2 separate regions of the Mus musculus genome follow, and region 2 is linked to region 1. The links are chromatin contacts, found by POLR2A ChIA-PET in ENCODE. All regions are on one chromosome and are shown on one strand. Each heading gives the region's core, a stretch centred on a gene start or an enhancer-like site at or near the end of the contact. The rest is flanking DNA. Distances are from core to core; before and after follow the strand shown. Region 1 holds the start of Golm2 (golgi membrane protein 2). Region 2 holds the start of Spg11 (SPG11, spatacsin vesicle trafficking associated).

Evidence for each region. ChIA-PET counts read pairs that join two places held with the same protein, here RNA polymerase II (POLR2A).
Region 2: POLR2A ChIA-PET joins it to region 1 with 14 read pairs in embryonic stem cell. The contact joins the promoter of Spg11 here to the promoter of Golm2 in region 1. POLR2A ChIA-PET finds 5 or more read pairs at or near these places in 3 of 5 experiments (Patski and embryonic stem cell).

The regions. Positions count from the first base shown.
Region 1 is chr2:121,864,948-121,869,002 of GRCm38, reverse strand. It overlaps Golm2 (golgi membrane protein 2), which reads right to left and starts at 2,033. Exons shown (of 10, transcript NM_001205369.1): 1 at 1,472-2,033. The coding sequence starts at 1,798.
Region 2 is chr2:122,117,095-122,121,164 of GRCm38, reverse strand. It overlaps Spg11 (SPG11, spatacsin vesicle trafficking associated), which reads left to right and starts at 2,779. Exons shown (of 40, transcript NM_145531.2): 1 at 2,779-3,044. The coding sequence starts at 2,797. Patl2 (protein associated with topoisomerase II homolog 2 (yeast)) reads left to right here. Exons shown (of 18, transcript NM_026251.2): 17 at 1-5; 18 at 717-1,057.

The sequences.
Region 1 (4,055 bases), core at 784-3,283:
AAAGAATGCTAGATCAAAACGGTCCATCTTGAAGATCTTATTTTAATACTCCAAGCTCTTACGGGTCTCTACCTACTGTATCCATGTTTTACAGTTCAGTGTATAGAAGGTACATCTGTCTGCTGATCTCTAGCCTTCTCAGAGGATGTGCATACTGTATAAAGAAGAAAAGGGAACAAGAAAACAACTGAGAGGCTCAGTTTTCGATAAGTAAGAAAGTAGAGGCCAATGAGGGTAGGAAGGTTGGAAGCTCATTAAAAATCTCATAGAACTTGAGTTCCATCCCCAGGACCTGCTTGGTAGAAGGAGAAATCTGACTGCTATCCTCTGACATCCACATGTGCATTAGGGTGAATACACACACAAATGAAATTCAATTTAAGGGTCGGCTCAGCAGCTAAAAGCACTTGCTGCCAAGACAGATAAACAGAAGTCAGCTCCACAGGATGGATGGAAAGAACTTGACTCCAGATCTCGGATCTCCACACATGTGTATGCACATGCACACACACACTAGATAAAGAAAGAAGAAATTTAATCTTAAAAGATTTAAGAGTGTAGAAAAGAAGTCATCTACTATAGTACCTATCTAGAAGTCTTCAGAATTCTGATATACCAACTGAAGTTGCCTAAGTTATAAACTGTCAATAAAATAGTGAAAACAGATCCTATTAAGTAGGACATGATCATAGTCCAGACTTAAGATTTTTAAATTTAAAATTTTGTATTTTCTATCTGCATTAAGCAGCAGCCCTAAGAGCTATTTAAGCACACACAATTTTATTTTCTTTCAAGAATTATAACGACAGACATAAGATTCTGTTCCTAAGAACTTATTTTTAGATTCTACCATTTCGGCTAATTTCATTAACAATTCAAATTGAGAAGATAATGGATTAACCGCACTCAAGTCACAAGTGTGGCTCATATACGGGTTCCTGACTCATCTATAACAACACTTTCAACACAAAATTCATTTTTTAAAAATCTACTTAGCAAAATACATCAATTTATAGAGATTTCTAAAAAGCCATACTGTTGACAAATACATGTTGAGCACCAGAAGGGAAGAAGGCCGCATTCTGAAATAAATTAATATTGATCAGTCTGCACAGGAGGTGGATGAGACAATGCCCATACATATACCTGGCAGCCTGTGTGCCGGGAACGAAGGCGGCCACACAGGCCAGATGATAACCACTGCCAGCTCAGCAGCTGAGCTTGGAGGAAAGGTGGTATCCACACATAGGCCACTCTAGAGAACCAGAACTTACAGTCTCTGCAAGCGAACAGAGAATGTGGCGCTGACACCGGGAAAGTCTGACAACAAACAGGGTTGCTGGGGGTCTGGGGAGCTTCCAGGGCTACCACGCTGACGGCATACAGCAATCGCCGGCGGGCGAATATTAATACCCCACCCAGAAGTGAAAAGAAAAAGTCTAGGAGGGCCGAGGAAAGGGCTCGACCTTACCTTGTCATCCTCGCATCTCTTCCCCAGGCCTTCCTTGGCCTGCAGCCGGCTGCTGAGGCGACCGTAATCGGCCTCCTTCTGGTCGATCTGCTTCTTATGCGTGTCCACCAAGAGCAAGAGGTCCGAATTGCGCTTCTCCAAGCGCCCGCGGGCCACCTCGGTGCGCTGGACCTGGCCCTGCAGCTCGGCCACCTCCTCCTGAAGCAGAACGTGGCGGGAGGAGATGCTCCAGTAGTTGAAGGCAAGGACGACGATGACTACCAGTAGCACCACCAGCACGAAGGACGGCAGGCGGCCGGCCCGCCGGTTGGCCCCGAAACCCACCATGAGGCCGGTGGCTCCGCCGCTGCCGCCGACACCTGCGGGCAGCGCCGGCCTGCTGTCTCAGCGGCCTCGGGACCCGGACCCCAAGGGACGGGCCGAGCCGCCAGAGCGCGGAGGGGGGCGGGGCGTCGCGGGTCCTCCCCGCCCCCTCTGCGCCCCCGCCGCGCCCCCTCCGAGAGTCGAAGGCCAGCGGGCTCCCGCCGCAGGGAAGCGGGAGAAGCCGGCGCTGGTACTCGCGACCCGATGCCTCAAGGCTGGGGGCGGGGACGCGAGCCGGAAGGGGGCGGGTTTCCTCGGTCCACGCCCACCGGCTGGGGCCGGGGCGCCCAGGGGGGCATTAGCTCGTTTCCGCCGACGCCCCCTCTTCTCGCGAGATAGTGGGCTTCTTCTCGTCCCCTTGCGGTCTTGTCTCGCGAGGGTTCTCTGGAGGCTGGGGCGCGGGGTCGGGGTCGCGCGGCGTACCTGGGTGGGTGTGCGTGGTGCTGTTACCTGGTGGTGTCCCCTGAGGCCAGGTTTAGGGAGGTCCTGCTATCAGCGGGCCCCTTGGCAGAGTGTCCTCTGTCAGGACCAATTCTGAGACTGCCACCAAGTAGGGAAGGCTCTAGGTAAGATGGGACCTGATGGGTGTCTAGCAAGGTTTTATGCTAGGTGTTGTTTGTGCCACCGAGGTGGAAAAAAACAAAAACAGTTGACATTAGCCCCCAGAATAGCGGTGCCCAGACAATACAGCAAGAGAAGCTAAGCTTGAGGATGCTCTGCGATTGAGATGTGTTAGCAGCCTGGTTTCCAAGGTTACTGCTGTCACGGACAGGAAGAATTCCAAAATGCGGTGCTCCTATTTTAAAACGCTCTGCTGCTTTTCCCTCGACTTAGCTGAGGAGAAAGCCCAGAAGCTGCCCTCGGTGAATGGCAGCTAATGCGCCGTTACTGACGGCTGACACATTCCGAATTAGCAATAGCAGCCCTTACAAGTTGTTTCTGCACGCCTAGTTTTACATCCCTCCTATCCCAACAACGCTTTACACAGGAGAAAGCCCGGAAACAAAGATGTGCGGAAACGTCAGAGTCCTGTATCTTCTGAACTGGGCTTAAAGCCAAGTAACAGAACTCGTAATACTGTTCCTCTCTCTGCTTTGTAGCAGGTGTTGTTCTACGTTTAGCGTCATGTTCAGTGCTACAGAGAATCCCCTGCTCGTTCCCTCTGCGTGCTGCTTGTGTAGTTGTTTAAACAAACAATAAAAAGTTACTGGTTTTCACCTGTGTAACCAGAGGATGGATTTGTAGTTATTTTTCAGACTCCGGGTCAAGAACACAAACTTAAGTGTTTATTCAAACCGGCCTATAGTTCTGAGACATGAAGATTTTACAACAGTGAAAAATTGTTCCATGTGTCCTGTGCATTTCAAAAATAAAGTTCATCTGCTTCCAAAAAAAAAAAAATACCTTCACAGAAGGATGTTTCTCTTTTTTATACTATACAAACAACAACAACGACATAAACGTACCAGAATTTACTAGCTGGTTTACATCAAAGTTGAAGATTAACTCTCTTCAATTACAGCATTTGGGGTGTTGAGGCAGAAGCTGGAAGCCAGCGTGTGCTGCATACAAAATTCTTGTCTTCAAAAGTTGAGCTCTGACTTCAGGAGCTCTGAGAAGTCATCTCCACTCTCAGATATCAACCAAGCAGCTTTGGCAAAAGGAAGCCAGGTCAAAAAGGAATTTAAAGTAATTATTACATTTGCTTATTGGAGTGGGGCATGCATGCCATGGCACATGAGCGGAGGCCAGAAGACAACTTGCAAGAGCAGGTTTCCTTCTCCCATGTGGGTTATCCAGCCTGGCAAGTACCCGTTCCCACTGAGCCCTCTCACAGGCTCCCAAACTGGAAATCTTAACCATTTATCCTACTAATGTATTATCTCAGTCAGTAGTTGAAAAATCCATTAAATGGTATTAACTTTCTAAAATGTTATTCTTCCCAAGGACGTTGTATTTTAAAACAGGATTCTGACAGATGTACCTCTTACAAAACACAAGCACAAACTTTTTGTTAACAAGGGCTTTAAAGCCCTATTTGACCATTAGGGCTTTAAAGGTTTATATTTATAGGTTGCCACATAACTTTTCTAGAGTTATATGCTAGAGATTGCAGAGCTGAGACTTGAAAGCCTCTTTTCCTCTCCTTCTGGAGATTACACACACAGACACACAGACACACACACAATTACCTCCTCAACCTATCCCCTTATTAAGGTCT
Region 2 (4,070 bases), core at 1,530-4,029, 250 kb before region 1:
ATGGAGTAAGTGCTTATATAAACAAAGTCTCACCTTGTCAAGCCCAGTCCAAGTCTGTGCATCAAATCTCCTATAAACTGTGATCATGGAAAATAATGAGCTTTACACCTAGTTCTATGAGCCAAGCATGGTCATACATGCCTTTGGTCTTATCACTTAGGGTCAGAAGTGAGTTCCAAGCCAGCCAAGACTACATAGTGAGATATGAGATTCTGTCTCAAAAACCCCAAACCAAACCAACCAAATAAACAAACAAAGTTCTTGGGTCAGTGAGATGGCTCAGCAGGTAGATTCATATCATGTAATGAGGCAAGTGACTCCTGCAAGTTGTCCTGTGACCTCCAAAGGTTCACTGTGGAGTGTGTGTATGTGTGTGAAAATGTAATACAAAAATCTAAAAGTTGCTCTAGATACTCAGGCATTTACTGAGTAACCCAGTCTGGACTCATTAGGGCCCTGTGGTCTGTTTAGCCACAACTTTGTATTTATTCTCAGTGTTTGGTCACTTGTAGGTGCTATTTCAGAGCCATAGTCTGAAAAGTTGAATAACTAGTTCATTCAAACAACAGTTGAGAGACTATTTCAGGCTATAAGAGAAATAAGAGAACATCTCTGTCCTTAGAACTTACCCACTGTTAGAATGAGCCAAGCATGAATTAAACCATAAATACTTGTAAAATGGAATTGTGTTTGCAGTTAACTCTTGTTCTTTGTAGGCTTGCCTGTATCTACTGATGTATTAGTTAATGTGAGAAGCTGAAATATCAGAAACGGAACTCCATCACCTGTCTACAGTGACAGTTGAGGCCATTTCCTATACTTTGTTATGTTGGAGGACCCTGCCACATTGTCATATCCTTTCTTAAAATCTAGGTGACTTGCCTAAAATTAAGGCATGACTACTTTAGGTATGATTAAAGAAATATCAAATGATATGTTGAAACTTGTTTGTAAGTTTGGAATTACAACGAAGGACATTTTTTTGAATATGTCAAGAATATCCTTCCTAATAAGGGGAAAGGCCTTGTATTTAATAAAAGTCTAATCTGGGATGTTGCTTCCGTGTTGCCAGACTTTATGTAAACCAAACAGTTCAGCTAAGGCTGAGAGATTTGGATATAAGCATCTTCCTTGACATAAGAAAATAACATGGGGACTGGAGAGATGGCTCAGTGGTTAAGGGCACTCAATGCTCTTCCAGAGGTCCTGAGTTTAATTCCCAGCAACCACATGGTGGCTCACAACCACCTTTAATGAGATCCCATGCCCTTTTCTGGTGTGTCTGAAGACAGCTACAGTGTACTCATAAATAAAGTAAATTTAAAAGAAAGAAAGAAAGAAAGAAAGAAAGAAAGAAAGAAAGAAAGAAAGAAAGAAAGAAAGAAAGAAAGAAAGAAAGAAAGAGAAGAACATGGCAGCATTTTGTCAAATGAAGTCCTGCATTCATCAAGAAATACTAAAGTACCTTTTATGAGCCAGGCTGGGATTCAGGCAGGAAGATAACAGTGGTGCACAGGTCTCTGCTATTTCCAGGCTTACATAGAGTTTGGTCAGGAATTGACATAAAATGTTAATTAGTCATAAATACTATGATTTGAGAGTGACTGGAATAGAGAGGGGCTTTAGACTTTAGACTGAGCCAGGAAGGCATGTTAGCAGGTTGCCATTAAGTCAAAATGTTCAGTTTGTAGAAGTGGCTGTGTTAGAAAGACACTGTTAAGTAGGCATGGAGGCATAATCCTGTATTCCTAGAACCTGAAAAGCTGGTGAAGGAGGATCAGGTGTCTAAGGCCACTAGAGAACCTTTATCAAATAAATAGCTTGACCAAATGCCTTTTCAATAGCTCTCTACCTCTTCTCTTCTGTATCAGATTGTACTTTCCTGAGAAAAACAGAAGAAATTGAAAGGTGAACTATTTCACCATCTCTACTCTGTATGCATCCATCTGTTACAAAGGATATCGTTTGACTTCAATCTCCATGTTAACCTTCATGTTTGTAACAGAGTCCTTGGTGGAGGACCACAAAGAATAGATTGTTTGACCTCAAAAGGAGATCTATTGGTCTGAGAAGTTTACACTCCCAAATCCTGAGACTGGGTACCCACGGGTACAAGAAAATTCATCTCGAAGGGTCTGAAAATTAGTTTTTGCAGTCAGGAGGAGGAAGGGCTTGTAGAATTTATTTTATTTTATTTTATTTTATTTTTGGTAAACTGCTCTTCAAAACTTCCTGATGGGGGAAATGAGTCAGATTGATTTTTCAAACTCTGGGATCCCAGGCATCTGATGGAGATAGTTGCTTTCCAAAACTCCATACCACTCCGTAGAGGGGCCGATTTCTCGAAGCCGGGGATGGGGGGAGGGGGTCTGTTGTGAAGCCCTGCTTTTTTTTTTTTTTTTTAAAATGGTAGAGGGTTCTTTATTAGTTCTAGACTTTAAAAGAGTACTTGCTACCAAGAAAAGCGCACTACCAGATGCCTGTTAACCGAGCAGCACAAAAAGTGAAGAGGAGCCAGCAACAGGGTTTCAATGGAGTAAGAAGCACCTGCCTTAGAAATCTTTGGTAGCAAGGACAGCACAAGCAGCTGAAAGGCCCTGGCGTATTATTGAATTGAGCTGAGCAGGGAGGGGCAGGCGTGGTTTTTGCAGGATTCCGTTTAGAGCCGCCTCCACCCCAAGCTGAGCAAATGCCGGGCGCAGGACCGCCTCTCTCGTGAGAGTCACAAGGTCCGAATCACTGCGCAGGTCCGTGACGCATTCGGGCGCCTCTACCGGAAGGACCGCCCAGGCCAAGATGGCTGCCCAGCCAGGGCCCGGAAGTGCTGCCTCCCCCGGCTGTGCCGGGGCCATGGAGCGGGTCCTGCCCATGCTGCTGGTGCGGATCCCAGCTGAGGAGACGGCGCAGCTGGGACCGCGGGCGCAGCTGCACCGAGAGCTGGAGGCCCTGGGGAGCCTGACGGCTGCGGGCAGTCTCCAAGTGCTTTCCTTGGCGCCGGGCAGCAGGGGTGGGAGCAGCTGCTGCCTCCCAGGACCCTTTAGGCAGTAAGTGCTGCGGGACGGCTGCAGGCTGTGGGAGGAGGCTGAAATCTGAGCCGCTCCGGAGGGGAGTCCTGGGCTCGCCTCTCGCCGGCCCCTGGGTTGGTGGGAGAGGATGAACCACTGGGGAGCCTCCTCAGGATCGAGCCCCGTGCCTCTCGGAACCTTTCCCATCCCGAAGTGAAATCCTCACCTTGTTGCAACTCACGGCTCACTTCCTGGGTGGACAGAGAAGATGTCTCACTCCTTGATAGCCCCTGCAAACCCTGGATGGGTCTCAGCACAGGTCCTGTTTCTTTAATTCAATACAGATTGTCACTGAAAGGAGTTCTAAGCCTATCTTTCTCTACCTCCTCCTCCCCCTCTTCACTATGTATCCCTAGGTATTCTAGAACTCGAAATATAGCCTGGAGCCTACAGAGATCGGCCTGTCTCTGCCTGCACTACCAGACAGTCTACTTTGTTTTAAAATGCCAGATAAGGCTTATTTCTAAAGCATTTTTTTTTGTCTCTAAAATAATGTTTTCTTGCAAACACAGCCACCACCACGCCCACTCCAGCCCCTGCTCCTCTTTAAACTTGTCCATTCATTTACACAAGTGCTCTGAGGTCACTGAACGGTATTCCAGCCCTACGTTTTCCATGTTTAAATCACAGTCTCAAGATATAGCCAGATTGGCTTGCAATTCACAATCCTCCTGTTTTACCCCTTCTAATGCTGAGATTACAGGCTTGTATACTCCATACCTGGCATGTCCGCTGTTTCTTAGACATGAGGCTCCCATGGATTGAGAAGGTAGAGAATTACAATATTATATTGCTTTCCACTTTTCATAAAACAGTTTACATCATAAAGTTTAGAAGTCCCCTGAGTATATGCTGACCTTTTTAATAAAGGGAAGTAAGTATTTTAGGATCAATCTATATGAGACTGTATAGCCAACAGGTATCTCACTTTGAGTCTCCAGGCTCTTCAACAGCTCTATAGACACAAGATGAGTTTGCTGAGTCAGCAAGTATTTTAACCCATCT